Regions from separate parts of the Homo sapiens genome. Here regions 1, 2 and 3 are each linked to region 4. The links are chromatin contacts, found by Hi-C or POLR2A ChIA-PET in ENCODE. All regions are on one chromosome and are shown on one strand. The core of a region is the stretch at or near the end of the contact, and the rest is flanking DNA. Distances in the headings are between cores, read along the strand shown.

Region 1 (5,111 bases), core at 964-3,463, 960 kb before region 4:
CTTAAATCTTCAACTTTGGCATTTCTCAATCCTGGACACAAAGTGTTATCATTCTGCAATAAAAACCAAGAACCAAGGTTTACAATTTTCTTAGAACCAGATGAAAAACACATACAGGTCCAAAGAATAAGGTTAATTTTTTCCCAAGAATAAGGTTAATTTTTTTCCCTCAATCTTCAAGAATATAGGTGGAAAGAGTGGTATCGCTTAACTAAAGCTATACACTTTATCATCTGTAAGACGTAAATCACTGCTTCTTAAAAATACGCATCATAAAAGAGCTTCAGCAATTCAATATAAGGTGAACTGTTGCAAGATTTCAGAGAGTTATAGCAAATATAATTCAATTCCCTTGGAATGGAGAGAAAGGGTTCTTTTGTTTGCTTTTCTAAAGTCATTTAAGATTCTACTATAAATATGTATTTCACAGGCAGAGGGTGTTTGCACAAATGAACTACTCAATTCACCCGGGGTCTCCCATCCTGAAGCTGCAGGCTGGAGTATGGGGGGCAGCGAGGAGGGTGCCACATTAAAAACAACAACAAAAAACCCCACTTCTCTAAAGTATCACTCTCATTCTTGCTAAGAAACAAAAGCATTAACCTGTAATAAGGTTTATCTTGGTACTCCAGAAAGAACAACTTTTAAGAAATTTTGCAGGCTTTAGTCATGATTCAACGGGGGCGGGGGGGTTACCTCCTCCAAGCCCCATCAGCTGCTTGAGCAAGTTATCTTTTCTGCCAACTTACCTCCGGGGTAGCCTCAATCAAACTCAGCCCTTTTTCTCGAGGTTGGAATCTCTCTTCTTGTTCCAGGTAGACGTTCAACAACCCGAGAAGTTGGACCCCTTCATGACCTGCCAAGTGCTCTGCCCCCAAATCCTTCATCTGCAGTAAAGACACCACACAGAGAATGTAATCTGGGGGTAAGAGGGGTGGGGAAGCGGGAGAAAGGGCTGAGGCCAGTACCTCCAGCAAGGGTCGCCCCAGCACACCCCGACAAGGAGCGGGTGAAGGGACCAGTCACGTCCGCCAGAGCCCCAGGGCAATCCCCACCACGGCCAGGGAGGTGTGGCAGGGGGAGGAGCCGTGGTCAGGTCCGCCGGCCAGCGCTGGGTAAGACCGGCCAGCCCTGGCCTCTTGGCGTTTCACAAACAGGAAACTGTCCGCGGGCGCCGGCGTCCCCTCGGTCTGCCCCACCTGAAGTCGCGCCAGGGAGGGCCTTCTGCCCAGGGGACTGCAGTGTGGCGAGCGACTGCAGCGGGTCCCGGGGATGGGGTGTTGCACAATAGGGGGGAGGGGAGGGAGAGTCTCGCGACTGAACAAAGAAGCGGAGGGAGGAGACTCCCGAGCCCCGCCCGCCCGGGGCGCCCAGCTGCAGAAGCCCCTCTCGGAGAGTCCCGCCCCCAGCTTTTCCCGTCCGCTGCTGCAGCGCCGATTCCGGACTTACCCGAGAGGCGGATACCCCCGTCCCAGGAGCCCTGGGGTGGCGCGGCACACCCGGCTACGGTCCGGGGAGAGAAGTCCAGTCCAGCCCGCCCGCCCCGCGCCCGTAGGGACAACACCCGTCCACCCACTGATGCCGGGGCCCCACAACTCTGCAGAGCCCCGGGGCTGTCAATTCGAGAAGCACCACGCCAGCAAGTCCCCGTGACAACACGAGCGGGGGCGGGGGGCACCGAGGCGGAGACTGCCCTTAACCTAGTCGCAACCTCCTTCCACCCCACGAGCATCTATCTGTCCATCGCGGGCGCCAGCTCCCCCCGGGGCTGGGGCTGAGGGCAGCACCCTGGTCGCTCCAGCGGATGAGGAGCAGGCAGCACCGAGGCACTCGCATGGTACCAACCTCCTCAAAGCCCACAGTCCCCACCACGAACAAAGAAACCCACGGCGGCCCTGGGCGGGTCCACTCACCGTGCCGGAGACGCGCCTCCACCCGCCCGCGGCCTCGCGGTCCGCACGGACTGGGCGCAGCGGGGGCTTCCAAACCTGTCTCGCAGGTCGGGGACCCACCGCCTCAGCGGTGCCCCCGGTCCGGCATCCGACCCTTCCTCCCAGGCACCGCCGCCTCGGCCTCACAGCCCCGGCTCCATCCCGCTCCCCGCGCGCCCACCCTCCGCCGCGGCGCAACGCCGGCCGCGGAAGACCAGCCCACCGCCGCACCCCCGCCGCCTCAGCGGAAACCTCCCCGAGCCCCTTGTTTTTGTTAAGAGTTTCGACGCCCCCAAGGGGGCGGGGCACGTGACTCCCCGCGGAGGGATCCTGCACTTCCTCCACGGACTTTAAAAAAGAGTCCCGCCCCTAAGCTGCCGTCTCGAGCCTCTCTCGCGGCCTCCCTAGCTCTCCTTGGCTTTGCCGAGCCAGTCCTCCCGCCTGGCGCTAGGGCGGAGAGCGGAATCTGGGCGTCGGGCTTATTCCGCGATTGATCTGCGTTGGGGAACGGGGGAAGACAGAGGGGCGGAAGGAGATCGTTTCTGGTCTCATTACGCCTTTTAAAGGTCCCCGATTTGTTTTGTTTTCGCTGTTTTGAAAAGTCCGCCCAAAGTAGCCGGCTCTCTGATTGGATGCGGGTGGGGCGATGGGCATGCTGAGGACCTGATTCACCCTCGAATCTGGATTGGCTAACTTATCAGTCTTGGAGCCCTCTGATTGGCTTTCTCCGTAGCCTGAGCCTCTCTCTGCCTTGGGGCCTTAGCAACTCCAGGGTCTGGATTGCGCATGCCTGGGTGTGCAGCGGAGAAGGTATTCAGTTACCTGCCCTGCGGGGCTGTGCCTTCTCGCCTGGCTGCCTCCGCCTTTCTTGGGGGAATGTCACGCTCGCGGCGCTTCTCCTAACAGCTAACCTTTGTGACAGCCTTTTCAGCCACGGGAGAGTTTTCTACATTCCTTCTTTATTTTGTCTTGGCGTTCCATTTTGCAATAACCCACCAAATTATTATAACATTGTCGGGGCGTTTACTAAAATATTCAATAAATGCTACAAGTTTGGGTATTTGCTTTAAAATTTTACAGTCCAAGAGAAAAAAAAATGGAGAAGAGAGGTGAAATAAGATAGGCAAAAAGTTGAGGGTCGAAGCTGGGTGATGGGTACTCGAGGCTGCATTACAGTATTCTTTCTAGTTCTGTGTCTTGGAATTTTTCCATAATTTAAAAAAATTCAGGAGGGACTGAAGGAGGGGCTTTTCAATAAAAACTTAGCACGCTGATGAGGGTACGTAAACATCTAATAATTACGGCGTACCTCCAGAGGTTGTAGTGCTGTTGTTTTAATGAAGACTCCCAGAGCTTCTTGGTCCTTGGTAACCCATAAATTATCATTTATTGTTCATTATAATTAGCGTTGTTATTATAGGCGACACGTCTCCCAGGACGGGACAAAAAGCAAACAAACCAGGTGCCTTAGGCCAGAGACACTTTCACACGGAATATCAATGGGGCATGTGGTTGACTGCCCTGGAACATTTATTTGTTTACTCTCTCCCTCCTAAATTAGAAAATACCATATTCGTGAGTTCTAATCTACATAATCAGATAGTCCCTGGGAAGAGATTTCTCCTTTCTGTTCTTCTATGTGTTTTCTGTGAATTATTTTGTTACTTGTGAAATATGGGAAGGCACACAACATAGCTTTGGCAGCGCTCTTCTTTGCGGAGCAGCTAAGGAATTTTAAAACTAGGTCCCTTTGCATATTAGCTCGGACTAAACACAGGCATCTGTTTGGAGCACAGAGCAACTGGGGGAAGGCAGCCCAAAAAGCTAACACTTATTTCAGAGAGGTGTGAGCTTGGTGAGGGTTTTGGAAAATAAGATAAAATTAGCACACCAGTTTTAAATGATTTACAGGCTACATAATTTTATCCAATGCTTGTTTTATCTTTTAAACATTAAGTGATAACTTTTATTTGACATAATCATCTTGCTGGAAATCTATGCTGATAAACATAATAGGAGCATGAAACTAACTTAGAGACTAGAGCTAAGATTAAAATTACAGAGATGACAGCTCATTGTACAGAGCATCAATAGGCTGAGTGGACAGGGCCCACAGACAGAAAGCAGCTCGACCAACTATCCACCATCAGAGAAATGAAGAGTTTGTGATCAAAGCATGAAGGAGACTGGGGATGTTTTTTTCAAGTAAGAAGGCAAAGGTAAAAAAGGAACATACGTTATTTTATAAGTGATGTGAAAGAGGAAATGCAAATTTATGTGGTAGAAGACTTTAAAAATAACAGACTATATAAAACAAAAAGGAAAAGATTTAGAAATTGTCCTTTGCTTAGGCTACATAATTTTATCCAATGCTTATCTGATCTTTTAAACATAAATAAGTGATAACTTTTATTTGACATAATCATCTTGCTGCTTAGCACTAAATGATATGAAGCTATACTAAATGTGTACTCTATATTTCATAACTGGTATTTTATGTGTCCTTTTACAGACAGCCTCTTGAATGATGTGAACAGTGATGGCTTTCTCTGAGAGTAAGACAAGAAAGCTTTGTAAATGGCGTTGAATTTCCTGCTCTTGGCAGGCCCTGCTCAGCACAGAAGAAAAGACTGATCAAGTTGTCCAAGATGGAGCCCTTTATCCACGTTAGTCCACTTATCTCTTTAAGATTAAAGGAAAGCAATCATTAAAAATACAGATCCAGTAATTATTAATACAGCATCCTCTTTTTTAAACACCTCATTTTAAGAATGATGATATTCTTAGGAAATGGGCTGGGGGATTATGTAGGTTTTCTCTGTTTACTTTGCAGAATTTTTTGTTTGTTAATATATCTTTTAAAAAAAAATTCTCCTCATTCTATTTGTCCTTATCACATTGGCTTACCTTGCCGGAGCTGAAAGTGTTATTTATGAAAAAGACATTATTCCCCTTAGGCTAATCAGGCTTTACCCATTAGCCTTTCCTGAGCTTTCTGGAAGGCAAATTTCCTGTATCATGCACACATACAAAATAAGGAAATCAGAAACTTGGCAGCCCCCAAGAACTTCCAGACAATTTAAGATACTTGGTTTTCTACAGCATGTGGTAGGGGTGCAGTGGGGTTGGGTGATACTGTCACCAATAACCCCATGAAAGCCTGATGTGCAGCCCATTGTC
Region 2 (4,945 bases), core at 2,446-4,945, 880 kb before region 4:
CAGTGAACTGAGATTGCACCATTGCACTCCAGCCTGGGTGACAAGAGAGAGACTCTGTTTCAAAAAAAAAAAAAAGTGAATTAAAGTATGGTCTTACAAATGGATACTGAAGAACAAGAATGTCCATATTGGCTGTGCACAGTGGCTCATGCATGTCATCCCAGCACTTTGGGAGGCTGACGTAGCTGGATTGCTTGAGCTCTGGCATTCGAGATCAGCCTGGGCAACATGACAAAACCCCGTCTGTACAAAAAATACAAAAGTTAGCTGGGCATGGTGGTGCACACCTGTATTCCCAGCTAGTTAGAAGTCTGAGGTGGAAGGATCGCTTGAGCCTAGGAAGTTGAGGCTGCAGTGAGCTGAGATCGCACCACTGCAACCTGGGTGACAGGGTGAGACCTTGTCTCAAAGGAAAAAAAAAAAAGAAAGAAAATATCCATACTTTTTGTTCAGACAACTGCAACTAGTTACTTACCCACCTATTAATTACTTGTAATTATATTTATAGTAGATTAAATTGTCACTGGCAATCTCATAGGCAGTAAGATAGTTTTAATAAGGATAAGTATATAATTAAATGGGAGCTCTTAAAGACTCCTGGTAACATTTTAATTGGTTTAATCTTCTGCCTTGCAACTGGCAACTGGTATTCAGTAAAAGCCATAAAAACATAATATTGTTGGACCTAGGAATAGCCCCAAAGAGGTTATGAAGATGTTAATTGAATTATTTTTGTTTTTCATTTTTTGGGTAGCAGCTTTATTATAATTCAAACACCATAGAAGTAATACATTTAAAGTGTACAATTCAATGGTTTTTAGTACAGGTTGCATATCCCTGATACAAAAATCTGAAATGCTCCAAAATCCAAAGCTTTTTGAGTGCCAACATGACACTCAGAGGAAATGCTCATTTTGGATTTTCAGACTAGGTTGCTCAACCAGTAAGTATATAATTTAATGCAAACATTTCCAAAACTGAAAAAAAAGTTTAAAATTCAAAATACTTCTGGTCTCAAATATTTTGGATAATACTCAACCTAAATATTCACAGTTGCGCAACCATCAACACAATCAATCTCAGAACATTTTTCTCACCTCAAAAAGAAACCTTCAAAAAATCAGTTGGGCATGGAGGCATGCGCCTGTGGTTCCAGCTACACAGGAGGCTGAGGCAGGAGGATTGCTTGATCCTGGAGGTCAAGGCTACAGTGAGTCATGTTCACACCATTGCACTCCAGCCTGCAGCCTGGGGGACAGAGCAAGGCCCTGTTTCCAAAAAAAAAAAAAAGAAAAAAAGAAAAGAAAAAAAGAAAGAAACCCCCATATCATTTAACTATCATCCCCTAATCCCATGCCTGCCCCTAGCCCTAAGCAACCACTTCCTTACTTTCTGTCTCTATATATTTGCCTATTCTGGACATTCACGTAAGTGGAATCATATAATATGTGGTCTTTTGTGACTGGCTTCTTTCATTTAGCATACTGCTTTCAAAGGTTATGCATGTTATAGCATGTATTAGTATTTTCTTTTTATGGCCCAATAAGATTCCATTGTATAGGTCGGTGTGACGGCTCATGCCTGTAATCCCATCACTTTCAGGCTAAGGAGGGAGAATTGCTAGAGGCCAGGAGTTTGAGACCAGCCTGGACAACATAGGAAGTCTCATGGCACCCCCATCTGCGCCACGGAGCCAGACCCCATCTCTTAAAAATAAAAATTTGATTGTACATAGATGTATCACATTTGATTTATACAGGCGCCAGCTGATGAACATTTAGGTTGTTTCATCTTTGGCTATTATGAATAATGCTAACGTTTGTAAAAAAGTTTTTGCATGGACAAATATTTTCCTTTCTCTTGGGTATATATTTAGGAGTGGAATTTGCATTATTCTTATTGGAGTGAAAATCAGAAGCAATTTCATGGTCTAACAATGGAATTATGTTACACTCTCAATAGTATTATGCAGAAATGCTACAGTCTCAAGAGTAACATGCAGAAAAATGGTGGCTTTTTTGAATGAAGACCATATAATAATAGGCTACATGAAGTGAAAAAAAGAAAAAAAAAGGATACAACCCACTTGAAATCCTCCTAGGGCTTCCCATTCCTTCTTCTGTTCTATGGCATCTGTCCTCTGCTTCCACATCCTGCCTCAGTTGTCTGAGGGCCAGCCACACTAGCTTTCAGAGATTTTTAGAACGTCTCAGCTTCGGAGCCTTTTCACATAACTTCCTCTGCTTGTATCATTCTTTGCCCAGTGGTTTCAAGTCTCATCTTAAATGTCACTTCTTCAGAAAAACCTTCTCTGATATCCCAAACCAGGCGGAAAGGCAAGCGTTTCCACAGCAGCCGGCGATTTTCCATCTTAACGGTTTTAATACCAGAATTGTTTACTTGGTCAAATATTGAGAGCCTTTTATACACAGGGATAGAGGGTGAAACATGCAAGATCCCTGCCGCCTGCGACCTTATATTCTAGGGAGGGGATACATGCACAAGTAAACAAGTAAATGTACTTGGTAATTTTACATAGTGATAATTAGCTCAATGGTTATCCTCTGTTTGGACTGTAAACTCCATGAAGGCAGGAGCTATGTCTGTCTTGGCTACTTCCAGTTTGCTGAGTCTGGCCACTAAATAAACTCAACACATATTTTTTCACTGACAGTTAAAATAACTATATAAAAAACAAATGGAAAAAACAAACGAGACTTCTATAAATGGTTGAGATCTAGCTCTTCCTCTTTCAAAACTCTGTAATACTACATATTTTTAAATAATTAAAACAATCAAAATAGCAAAAAGTTACCGTTTGTACTAACAGAACCCCAAATAAAACCCATTTATGTCACCACACATTCTTTAAGCACCTGGTAATAAAACCTATTCGGAAATACTCAGACGTGTTGGTTGAGTGGATAAAATCCCCTTGCCACATTGCCAAGCAGGTTCCTCGCCGTCAGCAGTATAATTTACAGTGTTTCACTGAGGCCTTAAGCACCCATGATTTGATTCTCCCTAATTTTCCGATTCCTAAAACCCTTTAGAATCTCCCTCCACCCACACAATGTGGCAGTGAGAAAAACCGCAATTCTATTTACATGTCAACGGTAAGAACACGTAATACTTTGCTAGGTCAACAAATCTGCAAGATCTCCACCCAAGAGATCAGTAGCCCCTTCCCAGTGAATCCTTCTAAGAGCCTGGGGACGAGTAGGGCTAGATAAAACCAAGCTGCTGTAAAGCTGGACCACAGGAGCGGATCGTGAAATCCCCTCCCCCAAGCGCAGCGCTCGGCCGCTTCTTTCTTCCCCAGGCGCATGCGCAGCGCACTCTCCGGCCACCGCACGCCCCCTCAGTGGGGGCCCAGAGACGCTGACGTCACCGTGCGGTCTGCAAGCAACCCTTCCGCTCCTTCAAGGAAAATGAGTCCACGGACCTTCGGCTTTTCTTAGCCACGAGAAAACGTCCTCCCTCCTTCCATCCTAGTGCCAACGACTTCCCCAGCCCGTCTCCTTTCGGCCGCACTTCTCTGTACTTTCGTTGGACCGGGAAGGCGGCGGGGAGGAACAGGAAGGGTGAAAGACCAAGTCCGCGTAGTTTACAAGGAGTGGGCGAGTCTAGGAATCGGTCCGCGAGGGCGGAGCCGAGGAAGCCGGCACTTCTTCCTCCCTTCCCCTCTCTTCCCCTCCCTCCCCAGCCTTCCCCGCGAGCGGACGCGGCAGCGCCTCTGTCTCGCTTTTTCTTATTTTTCCCCCCTTTCCCCTTTCTTTTTTTTTTTTTCTTTTCTTTTCTCCCCTCCCCCCCTTTCACCATTTCCCCTCGGAGGCGCTTTCCCCGGGCAGGGGCAGAGCCGGTCTCACCCCCCGCCTCTCCCCGGCCCCCGCCGCCCTATGGCGAGAGGGAGCCCCCTCCCAACCCGGGCTCGAGCGGCGGCGGCCTCAGGCCGGGGGTCATCATGGAACTAATTCGCTGACCGACCCAGCGGCCGCAGCCGTGCGTCCCGCTCGAGCGCCAGCGCCCGCGCCCGCGCCCCCCGATCCGCTTCCCCTTTCTCCCTCCTCAGTTGGCCGAGTCGTCCCGCGCGCACCGCCTCCGCGCGCCTATGAGAATGAGGTGGTAACGGGCCCCCGGATGACCCCGCGTCACCACTGTGAGGCCTACAGCTCTGCCGGGGAGGAGGAGGAGGAGGAAGAGGAGGAGAAGGTGAGGGGCGGGGGCGGGGGCGGGGGCTCGACGCGTCTCCGCGGCCGGCGTCGACGCGCTGGGGCCCCGCTGCTCCCCCCGCGCCGCCCCCGTGGCAGCGCCCTTGGCCGCGCGCTGCTCGCCGGAGACCCACCCTCCCGCATCCCCCAGCCCGGGGAACCTCGGGGCCGCCCTCTTCGTCCTCTCCGGCCCAGACAGACCCGTCACCTGCCCACTTGAAAACGGCACTACTGTGTTCCTTTTCGGGCCAGTTTTTCTGTCAGCGAGTAACTTTTTTTTGTGGCAGCGGCAAATTAGCTACTCTATAGTGCGTGTTGGAGGCTCTACGAGCCCGTGTTAATACACAAAGAAGGGGACACACCCCCACCCTCAGGTTGAACGATTCTCCGGGGACACCAGGAGGATTACTAACTTTGCACGGCAGACTGAATGCCAAATGAATGGGGTGAACCTCCGGTGCTGTGAAATTCGGGGGAGGGCAACGTTACCCAGGGCTTGGGGCGGGTGGGTGGGGGGAATCCGGGGGAGGTGAGATTTGAGTTGTGCTCTAAAGGCTAGATTAAATAACTGGAATTTGAAAGGAGGACAGAGGAGCCTCCGCTGGAGCTAGGGGGCTCCGTTACAGATCCTTTTGGCAGAAGTTGACAATTGGGTATCAAAACAGTGGAAGGTGTTTCGGGAGGTAGGATGGATTCAGACTCTGAAGGGGTTTGAACTAAAATGTTTATGTTTT
Region 3 (5,095 bases), core at 170-2,669, 580 kb before region 4:
GGCTGCTGCCTTATGGGTCAGTGGTATGGGTGTGAGGACATCTGATGGAGTTCTCTTCCAACCACTGCCTACAATTGGTGGTGCCTTGGGACCTTGAAGCCTCATTCTGGCCATAACCTTCTCCTGGGCCTGTGGATTACAAACTTGAGCCCTGAAAGATTCCTGCTGCATCAGTGCCCGGAAGGCCTTCTGCCAACACTGGCTCCTCACTCTCTGAAGATCCTGTGAGGATCACCTGTGACCTGGAGGGTTCCCACTGGGCAGCCACGCCTGCTGCAGGCCCCCACTCTGTGCACAGCCAGGCTGTTGGTTGCTGGTGGACTGACCCAGCCTGCACTCTGGAGGGTTGCTTCCTATGCGCTCAGGGACTGCAGACCAGTTCCAGCCTGGGCAAACCAGCTAACTTCCCTGCTATGTGGGTCGAGTTCAGTTCTCCAAGGAGGTCTGAACCTCAGGCTTGGGACTCTTTCCCAGTTTGTCTTTCCTTGAGTACTCTTCCTTAGCTCTAGGGTACCAGAGAGAATTTCCTTATGTCCTATAGTCACTCGTTTATCAGAATTTAATAACTCTTTATATAAATATTTCCCCTGTTCAACCTACTGTAAAGCAATAGCAATACCAGTGTTTAAGCAAGAAATACAGCTGCCTTTCCACCTAGAGAATAATTTATAGAATGAAGTAGGAATCAATGAGCCAGTTTTTTCATTCACAACTTTCTTCTTGCCTAATTTTGATTTTAGAGTTTCAAAATTGGGTGACAGCTGCTTTCATTTCTCAAAGAAAATGAACACAGTCTTGTTTCATTAGCTAAATTGTCAAATCCACACCAAGGAGAGGTTCTAACTCATATGTAGGATAACATTTGTGATGAAGCAACAGGAATCTGATTCCCACTAAATCAGTAAAGTTCCCACTGAAAAGGCCAGTTGATTAATTTCAGTCAGGGCAGAACTTAAAATTACTGGCAATGTGTGATAAAACTGATTCCTTTTGAGGAAAAATAATTAGTGCAATTAAATCTGAATAAGTGCATAACTTGTTTAAAACAGATCTAAAAAAGAGTAAACAGGGAACAAAATCTGTATCACAACCTTGGGGATTATATAAAAGTAGTGGAGACAGTATAAACTTATATAGCTAATAGAATAAATATGACAGGACTTTCAACTTCTGAGGTTATTTTTATTTTTAAATTTAACTTCAATTTCTGTTTATTTAAATTTTAAAAATTATTCAGATTATTAAATTCATGTTAGTCTTATTGTGATCATAACAGTAGGAACTGTACAGATGATTGGTAGTGGCTCTCAAATGTTAAAATACATCAGAATAACATGGGAAACCTGCTGAAATGCAGTTTCCAGCAGACTTGGTTTTGTCATAGCAATTGGTATTTTTAACAAGCATTCCAAGGATTCTGATGCAGATCGTATCCTGACCACACTTTGAGAAACCATTATTTAGTTTCTGAATGAGCTCCCCATTAAGAAATGTGAAGTTTTATTTAAAAATTAATAAGACAACCCTTTCTGATATTAAAATGGTCTTTATCATTTTATCCTATGCATCCCAAAGAGTTAAGGCAGCAGGAAATACTTTGTTCCCGATAATATATTCCTGTGTAGAAAAGCCCCTTCACATTCACTTGACCACTTTTTATACCTTGTAGGAAATGAAGTTATTTCTGGCTGTAGTTATTCCTTTTTCTAATAGTAAGGTGAATAAAATTCATGTTGTTCTAAAAGGAAAATAATAACTCCAACCTAACAATGAAGCCAGCACTACCATGGACAATTAAACTGAAGAGAAGTAAATTTGGAACCACATAAGAATAAAAAGCCAACATTTCCTTGGGTATCCAGAGACCCAGTATCTTAATAAGAGATGCCTGAATAACATACAAGTTTAAAGGTAGAGCTTAAAGCATATATTTACCATTTAAACTCATGAATTATTTTAGATGAGATATTAACAGTGGAGGAATAGGAAAACTGGGATGTCCCAGGTTGTTTCTCCTTTATAGCTCCCTCAAAGGACCTCAGTTAAGCCCACACTCCTCACCTTAAAAGACAGCCACTGATTCTTAGGGGTGGACCCAAACTTGTTAATCTTCTAGTCTGGAAACCAGCTGTGCAAAACAAACCCTAAAATGTTCCCATAGAGCAAAGGAAAAGATGTTTGGTTTCGACAGCATCTGGTCTCATAGAGAAACTCAGGCACTTTCACTGTGGATCCTCCCTTCATTCTTTGGGGTTAAGTGGCCACCGCAAGAAACAAAACAGCATGAGAAATGGCTGAGTCAACCAACATGTAGTGACATGCCCAGGAACTTCTCAAGTGGCCCAGGAAGTGGAGGCCTCCTGATTTTCTCGCAGGACATTGTCCTTTCCTGGAACCTTGCGGGTGGCTGGAGTATCTGCATTTGGAGTATTGCAAGATTATCTCACCTGAGTTCTGACCAGAAGTGTATCTCCAAAATTATCACATCCACAAAGACAATTATTGACTGTGAGCAAACATTCTCAGTGACATCACGCGTATTCTGAAACCCTGACCAACAACATGCTCCTTACTGTTCTCATGGTCTTGGCAAAGGATACTGTTGGGAGAAAGAAGAATGGTTTCTACTGTAAATGAGTTTTTAAAAATAGTGGGAGAAGAATGCAAAATAGGAAAGGGATAAATACATAGATTTCTAGCTAAACGCATTTAAAAGGAAACTTTGAAAATTTGGTTAGTGATTTCTTTAAAGTACAGAGGTCAAGTCCTATTACAATAAATATCACATCCACCTAAAAATTAGATTTCAAAGTCTCACTTGGTGCCTTACCCATTTCACATAACAGAACAAAGTTTCCACATAATGAAAGAATGGACACAATCCTAGGAGTGTCACAAGCTTTCAGATGTTTGTGGCATGCCAAGCAGCATTGCCTGTTACTGTGCTGTGGGAGTCAATTACTTTTATGTCTATAAATTAGAAAAGTGGCTGGGTGAAGTGGCTCATGCCTGTAATCCCAGCACTTCTGGGACCAAAGCGGAAGGATCCCTTGAGCCCAGGAGTTTGAAACCAGCCTGGGCAACATAGCGAGACCCCCGTCTCTATAAAAAATCAAAAAATTAGCCAAGCATAGTGGTGCACACCTGTGGTCCCAGCTACTTGGGAGGCTGAGATGGGAGGATGGCTTGAGCCTCAGAGGTTCAGACTGCAATGAGCTGTTATCGCACCACTCTGCACTCCAGCCTGGGCAACATAGTAAGACCCTTTCTCAAGAAAATAAATAAAAATTTTTGAGAAAGACTGAATATGTAAAATGTTCCCCAGTCAAATCCCGAAAAATGGTCATCTCGAAGAGTGTTGGGAACTGGGAGCCCCCTGGATTCCTCTGAGGAATTTCACTAAGAATAACTGTAGACGTTTGCTGGCTGTCTTCCACCTGGCTTGGCTTGTGAGGGCTCATTCAGTATCAGCAAGACACACAGGTAGTTACTGATGGAGTTAATTTCAGGCTCCCATGTTGGCCTAAGACTGATGACCATGCAGTGTGGCTGTTGAATGCTGTCACTGGTTCTACTGCTTTCCTGGGAGACAGGACCTCTGAATGAAAACATCCCTGGGAAACCAAGGTGCTGTCTTATTTGTATCAATGGAGTCATGCAGTATATAAGCTCCAAAGAACAAAGCCATAGCTTTGGTTGACTATGCAAAGGAAACTTCTGGGTGGCCAGTTGTTTATAAGTTAATCAAAAGACATCTCTACTGGAGACCCAAACTACAATTTTGATATTCTTACATAGGAGATAAAACTTCATTAAGTAATGAAAATGTACTAAGGGGAGAAGGAGCATTTGGTTCCCTTGTCATTTTTTTTTTTTTTTTACTTCAAAATTTTACTCCCCCAATTTTCTAAGACTGGCTACTATGAAACTCGTAAGCCCAAATCAACAAAGGTGGCCACCAGCCACAGATCAAACGTGAAAAAACAAATCTACCTCTAGCACAGCCTGGGATGTACTACCTGCTCAAAGTATAAGGCTACTGCCATCTCCAGCAGCTGTAAACATAGCCTGGCTGCCAGCCCATAACCTCCTCAGCCTTCCAGTTTGTTTTTATAAGCTTACAACTGGGGCTACAGAGTAACCTCTGAAATGTTATTATTGAAACATGATAAAGCAAAATCAGTCTTCAGAGGTTAAGGAGGCAGTTTTTAATCAAAGTGTGGTCAACAGGTTTGACATTTTAGAAAACATTTTTTTTTTTTAAAGCATCATTAAAACAGCCTCAATAAACAGGCCGTATTTAGCCCAAATCTTGTTCAGGAGAACAGCATGGGCTCCGTTTGAATTTTGTTGGATTCTGGACGTCCTCCTCCTATTATATAGGTCTGAGAGTTGTCTTTGTTAATAAAATTTAGCTTTGTTTCCCCACCAGTGATAATGACATGAAGCACTAGGAAATGATGCAATAACCGCAGTGCATGAGGCCTTCCTCCTGGGGAAGGTGTGAGACAGGAGGGGAGCAGGACTCCCCCATACTCAGTCCAGTGGAAGCGCAGAATGCCTGCTCGTGTTGGTAAAAATAAGACAGGAATGTAAGAAAAAAAGTCTTCACGCTCAACGTGACTATCTTTGGAATTCATTTCATTAAGGTTTTCACAAAATACAAAGCTCAAACGTAATCATCTATGTCCACCACAAAACAGAATCAAATAAGTGGTTAGCACAACAAACATAGTGATCTTTTCCATTTTAAAAAATATAAATAACAATGTTCAAGGTTTTACAGTTTTCTTAGTGTGTGTCTTTTTAAGGCTTTATGTTGCAGACCCTTCATTAATGGTACTTGTACCCTGCCATCAGGATACACTGCCCACCAGCAAGGAAGGCCACTGTGGATACATTCCTGAGGGGGACACACACTGATCCATGTTGCCTCAGCCTGTTAAAAACTAAATGATCAAACACCCTCCAATCAGTTCTCAGTTTCATTAACTTTCTTTCTACTACAAAGTAATAATAGAAAGGGGTACGTGTCCAGCAGCATTCGAGCTCTCAGAAGATCAATCAGGAAGGGCAAGAAGGAAAAAGGCTTCCT
Region 4 (5,328 bases), core at 1,929-4,428:
ACTTCAGCATGAAAGCAACACAAATGTCCTATAGTAAAAGAATGATTAAATAAACTGATTTAGTATATTTTTTTAAATATACTAATACAGTGGATTAGTATACAGACATTAAAATAACAGTTTCAAAACCTATTTAATAACAAGGATAATCGTTTATAAAAGATGAGTCAAAAAATGATACAATACATATGATCTCAATTTTGTTTAAAATACACATATATATGACTAGACCAGAGGGAAATAAACCCATATGTTAACAGCGATAGTGTGGATTACAGGGGATTTAAATTTTGTTCCTTTTACTTTCTTCATTGTCCAAATTTTCTGTGACAAATATAATGGAATGGGTAGGGAATGGATGGAGTAGCATTTACCTGATTTAAAGTAACAACAGGCTGGGCACGGTGGCTCACACCTGTAATCTCAACACTTTGGGAGGCTGAGGTGGGCAGATCACCTGAGATCAGGAGTTCAAGATCAGCCTGACTAACATGGTGAAGCCCTTTCTCTACTAAAAATACAAAATTAGCCAGGTGTGGTCATGTGTGCCTGTAATCCCAGCTACTCGAGAGGCTGAGGCAGGAGAATCGCTTGAACCCGGGAGGCGGAGGTTGTGGTGAGCCGAGTCATGCCACTGCACTCCAGCCTGGGCAACAGAATGAGACTCCCTCTCAAAAAATAAATAAGTAACTGAATAAATAAAAAATAAAGTAACAACAATCAGTAGCATCATTTGTGAATAGAAATTGGAGGCAACACATGACTTTTTCTGCACATTTGTAGTAATGTTATCTGCTACTTTAAACATCTCTTCTAATATGAATATAGAAATTTCTGTAGATTGATAATTTATCATAATATCTAGGTATTTTTCCCTTAGATAAATGTGATGTTTTATTGCTTACAAGTCTAGTTTGTTCCTTGTTATATCAAGGAGTTTTTAGAATTCACCAATAAAATGAGAAGGTAGGAGATCTTGTCTACCATTATATCTCCAATACCTAGAACAGTGGCTTAGCACAAAGGAATTGCTAAGTTAATATTTGTGGAAAGAATGAAAGAGTTTCATCAGTTTTAAGGTTGTGAAAATCCTATGCTATACTTGCTATGAAAAAGGATGTTATAAAAAATTCATTAAAACCAAAATTGCTAAAGACAGATCTAACAGACTTAGAACTAATGTTTGTGTGCCTTTGGCATATTAATTATGCATAAAAATAGACCCTGCTAATTCCAAACTAGTCTTAACCATTTATGAAAGGAGGCCAAAATGTCTCCTTGAAAAATAATATTTGCAGCTAAGAAAGTTACTGTCTCTTCTTGATTCTGCAGTACTGAAATTCAGACTTTTTATTTATTCAGATCACCTTTCTTACATATTATTTAGAATATGCGGCATTTTGCCACATTGAAGATTTTACCAAGAAGAACTGGGTAAACAGCAGAAGATGAATGCCTGGCACAGCGTTGTGCTCTACGCTGCGGTATCATCTGTTTCTTCATTAATTATTTATTGTGTCCCTTCTGTGCCAGAAACCATGTTATGTGCTGGGGATCCATGAAAAAGATACAGTTCTTAGTATCAGACCCAATCTGACACTAAAGACTAATGAACACATTTTCCTTATAAAACTTGTGAAGTTTCATGAAAGCAGAGAGAAAACACATAGTTCAGAGGGGCCTTCTGAGAGATGGCACTTCTGAATTGAGCCCTGAAGCCCAAGTAGAAGTGAACCAGGTGATAAGGGCCCTGCAGAGACTTCTGGGTGAAGGGCGGTGAGTGACTCAGGCCAAGGCACTGGCTGAGAACTTGTGTGGTGGGTGCTAGGTAACAGTAGATGGTTGCGTGTTACTGGTGCATAAAGTGCCTACCAGGAAAAGACAGCGACAGGTGACGCAGTTGCATCAGATCACAACAGGTCAAGGACTGTGGACTTTATCCTTTGAGCAGGGGTGGAGTATCTGTTCCCTTAGGCACTTTTGACAGGCTTCTCTGAAGCCTGAGATGGATGAAGCATTTGAAAGGAAAAAGGCTGGAGAGAGGGAGACCAGTTAGGAGCCTACATACAGTATTGTCACAGTCCAAGCCAATGATGAAATGTGCCTTGGGGTAGAAATGGGGAAGAGGAGGAGGTGAAATCAGCAGGACTTAGTGATCAACTAGGGGAGAAAATCATGAGTCCATTTTGGTCATGTTGTCTTGGAGCAGCCTGTGAGATGTTTAGATGGGGGAATTTTATCACAGATCCATGCTACTGGAAGGATCTAAATAATTTCAGGCATAAGCTGTTTGTTAGGCTGAATTACTGAGTCTTGCACATAATTTTTCACTCCCTGTTACATGCATGTTGGTTTTGTGTCCTTAGCTAAATTTCTTCTTACAGACAGGGCCTATGCCTGTTTGCAGGGCATAGTCCGGGCACATAGAAAGCTCTCAGTAGGTACATATTGGGTGATTAACTGAAAAGTATGTTTTTTAGTCCAATTATTAATTTAGCTGTTGACACTGTGAATTCACCATAGAACTTGATAATTTTCCAGTATTTTGTTTTAGTGGTAGTGCCACAGTATTGTGCGTGGAAAAATTCATTATGTTCGTCTTGGTTAAAACTAATAAGCAACAGTTATATTGTGACTCCACAGTGCCACTCTTAATATCCAGAGTCACACTGTAAAACTGATTTAAGGCCTTATGTTGCTTTTTCATTTAGTGTAACTAAGAAGACTCAGCTGATTACAAGGTTTGTCTGGTGGCTGTCATCACCACAGCAGAACCCTCGGTGAGGAAGATCAGTTGTTCCCAAGCCATGGCTTTCTGTTCAGACTGGCAAAGGGCGCCTTTGAGGGGGACACTAGCTCGTTGTATCTGGCGGAATGAATAACTTCCTGTGCCAGACAGTCCGCGGTCTTGAGGCTGAGGTTATTATTTGTTAGTTTCTCAGGCCTTCCTTTGCCGAGCAAGCTCCTGGGAGTGCACACTTGAATGCCCTGAGGATCAGAAATAGAAGGGGCAGAAATTAAAAGTTTAAGTCAAAACAGAGCCCTCTCTGGGCCATCTTGTGGCAGGAGGTTGAGGTGCTTTCTTTGGACCCATTAGCATACTGGGGCTGCGCGGCTGCCTGGAAACTCTAGAGTTGAACTCTCCCTTTTTCGGTTCCTCACCTGTGGGCTCCTTACTAGGAGCTGACAGTGACCTCACGCAGCTGCCCTAGTTTCCTTTCCTCCAGATGGCACGGGTAACACTCGAGGAAACCCTGAGAGTTCAGAGTCCAACTTATGGCTTCTCCATAGTTTCACTGTCCCTCTGGGCTAGAGTTGCCAAATAAAATAAAATACAGGACAACCAGTTAAATTTGAATTTCAGATAACAAATAACATTTTAGTATGAGTCTGTCTCGTGTGATATTTCGGTTCAGTCCGATGTATCAGTTGTTAATGTCCTGCCATATTTATCTCTCTGATGCACTTTTTCTTGAATTATTTGAAGTAAGTTGTAGATATCACACACTTTGTTCCTAAATCCTTCAGCATGCATCTCCTATGAATAAAAACATTTTTGATGTAGCCCATGCAATATTTGGGACATAATTATATTATAAAATTATTTGTTGTTTATCTGAAATACAAATTTAACTGGGTATCCCAGGTTTTATTTGCTAAATCTGGCAACTCTACCCTCAGGGTGCCATGGGGTGGCAGCTGCTGGATGGGTGAGTAAATCTGCACTCCTGGACTTGGTCAGATTTGATTTCATTTACTGGCTTTGTGACTTGGGACAGCCAGTGCCACCATTTCTTTGTCTGCAAAATGGGGATTTTTATTTTGTAGTGTCAGTGTAAAACTCAGAGATAAGGTACATTATAAAGCCCCTAGCATAGCACCTGACTTTAGCAGACTCACAGTAGATTGCAGCTGGCGTGGCAGTAATGGTAACTGAATAGTAACTGCCATTCTCTGAGCTGAAAGTGAGAAAATAAAAATAAAGACACACTGTTTTAGAAATGTTAGCAGCTGTATTTACAACTTCCCTCTGTTCTCTCATTCCCCATCTCTCTTCCTACTTAGTGCATTCGCATGAGCACACACACACACACACACACACACACACACACTCACTCACTCTCCAGCACGTGATCTACTCTGGGATTGACAGAGGGTTTCCTGACAAACATCCAACTTGTAAGGTGGAGGAAAAGAGACATATGAAAGCAGCAGGAAAAGCCACCACTCTTGAGGGCAAGATTTGAAGGGAGTAAAAGGGGCTATGAGGATTTGTCTGAGTGCTGGTGACTCAACTAAGAAGTGGCCAGGCAGAGAAGGGCTGTGGGGGTGGAGGGAGACAGAGGAGAAGCCCCAGCTGTAACATGGTCTGGGTTGGTTATGACTCTGGCATGCTGCCAAGGACAGTTTTTATTGTTCTTGTTTTTCATTTGCTTTGTTTCATTAAGAAGTCAAATGTACTAAATGTTTATTTCTATCCTGAAAGTTGGAGGAACAAGTTCAAGTCACACTGTTTACGCATGTCAGAACAGCCAGGTTTACCCTTCTTTCTGGTAACCCCTTCTTTCTGGAAACCCTTCCACTTGTCTTTGGATTTATGGTTGCCTAAAAGCTGGATGCCAGCCCAGCAAGATAAACCAGGGAGGTTAGCCATCTGTTCATTTATGTTTGCTGATTCTTTCAGGGTTCCTAATTCTGAGGTGATTTTCTTCACATGAACAAATAAATGAGATCTCAAGTCCTTTCTCACTGGAAACTTCACACACTATGATGCTTGTCAGGAAAAATTAGGCAGGAATACAGAGTGCTCACTCAACTGTCCTGACAGTAATAGGAAGAGAAGTGCGGTGGAGTCGAGAGTGGGGGCGGCTGCTCCTGGGCCTTTGCAGCAGAGCAGACCGCAGCTGAGGCAGCATCAGGCTCGCCTTTGTTTTGCTAGAACAGAGGAAAGCCAAGATGAAGTGAGTTCTCTTTGTGTCCATTCCTTCTCCTTGCCTTAGGGTCTATCCATAACATGCTACAGAATCTGAGTTTCTTAGATTTTCACTTAAAAAAAAAGATAAGGGAACATTTTTTTTTCTGCTTACAGAAGTAATTTATTTCTGGTGTAAAAATCCAAACAAAAGCAACAGTGAGTGGAAGACTCCTCCTAATCCGGACCTGAATTATAACTGATACAAATTCTCGACACTCAAAGTTCACATTTTGGTTTGTTTATTTGCAGTCTGTGCTTTTATATTATTTTTGTATTTCAGCCGTTTTTACAGTAAAAATACAAGGCTTTTCTCCATTAACAGATAGAGGACTGTTGGGAATACCAGGTGTTAG

What was found. A loop is a pair of places that touch in the nucleus more often than their neighbours do. ChIA-PET counts read pairs that join two places held with the same protein, here RNA polymerase II (POLR2A). Pooled maps may share reads with other maps.
Region 1: a map with no recorded cell type shows a loop between it and region 4 (15-fold over the local background). The contact joins the promoter of CCNG2 here to the enhancer-like site in region 4. A Hi-C loop is called at or near these places in 1 of 168 maps with a recorded cell type or tissue (IMR-90), 14 of 37 single-sample maps with no recorded cell type and 7 of 50 pooled maps.
Region 2: a map with no recorded cell type shows a loop between it and region 4 (10-fold over the local background). The contact joins the promoter of CCNI here to the enhancer-like site in region 4. A Hi-C loop is called at or near these places in 17 of 37 single-sample maps with no recorded cell type and 9 of 50 pooled maps. POLR2A ChIA-PET finds 5 or more read pairs at or near these places in 1 of 52 experiments (AG04449).
Region 3: a loop to region 4 is called in a map with no recorded cell type, with 9 times the contacts of the local background. The contact joins two enhancer-like sites. A Hi-C loop is called at or near these places in 2 of 37 single-sample maps with no recorded cell type and 1 of 50 pooled maps.

What each region holds. Positions count from the first base shown.
Region 1 is chr4:77,154,309-77,159,419 of GRCh38, reverse strand. It overlaps CCNG2 (cyclin G2), which reads right to left and starts at 2,213. Exons shown (of 8, transcript NM_004354.3): 1 at 1,914-2,213; 2 at 750-887; 3 at 1-53. The coding sequence starts at 887. It overlaps LOC101928864 (a long non-coding RNA gene), which reads left to right and starts at 1,356. Exons shown (of 2, transcript XR_244659.5): 1 at 1,356-4,150; 2 at 4,444-4,666. RefSeq lists silencers at 1,905-2,014, 2,045-2,114, 2,535-2,654, 4,997-5,066.
Region 2 is chr4:77,074,739-77,079,683 of GRCh38, reverse strand. It overlaps CCNI (cyclin I), which reads left to right and starts at 3,695. Exons shown (of 7, transcript NM_006835.3): 1 at 3,695-4,212. RefSeq lists enhancers at 2,529-3,499, 3,398-3,627 and silencers at 3,808-4,157, 4,218-4,367.
Region 3 is chr4:76,779,320-76,784,414 of GRCh38, reverse strand. It overlaps SHROOM3 (shroom family member 3), which reads right to left. Exons shown (of 11, transcript NM_020859.4): 11 at 1,162-5,095. All of the region lies in intron 1 of SHROOM3-AS1 (SHROOM3 antisense RNA 1), which reads left to right. Among named protein-coding and RNA genes, the nearest start is that of SHROOM3-AS1, 21 kb to the left of the region's middle. RefSeq lists silencers at 1-37, 48-117 and enhancers at 2,185-2,479, 2,213-2,582, 1,714-2,673, 1,713-2,912. Within about 2 kb of position 1,419, at least 6 of the 41 ENCODE cell types and tissues checked have a DNase peak (open chromatin) inside an H3K27ac peak, as active enhancers do.
Region 4 is chr4:76,197,626-76,202,953 of GRCh38, reverse strand. All of the region lies in intron 1 of SCARB2 (scavenger receptor class B member 2), which reads left to right. Among named protein-coding and RNA genes, the nearest start is that of SCARB2, 14 kb to the left of the region's middle. RefSeq lists enhancers at 2,844-2,903, 2,924-3,113. Within about 2 kb of position 3,178, at least 15 of the 41 ENCODE cell types and tissues checked have a DNase peak (open chromatin) inside an H3K27ac peak, as active enhancers do.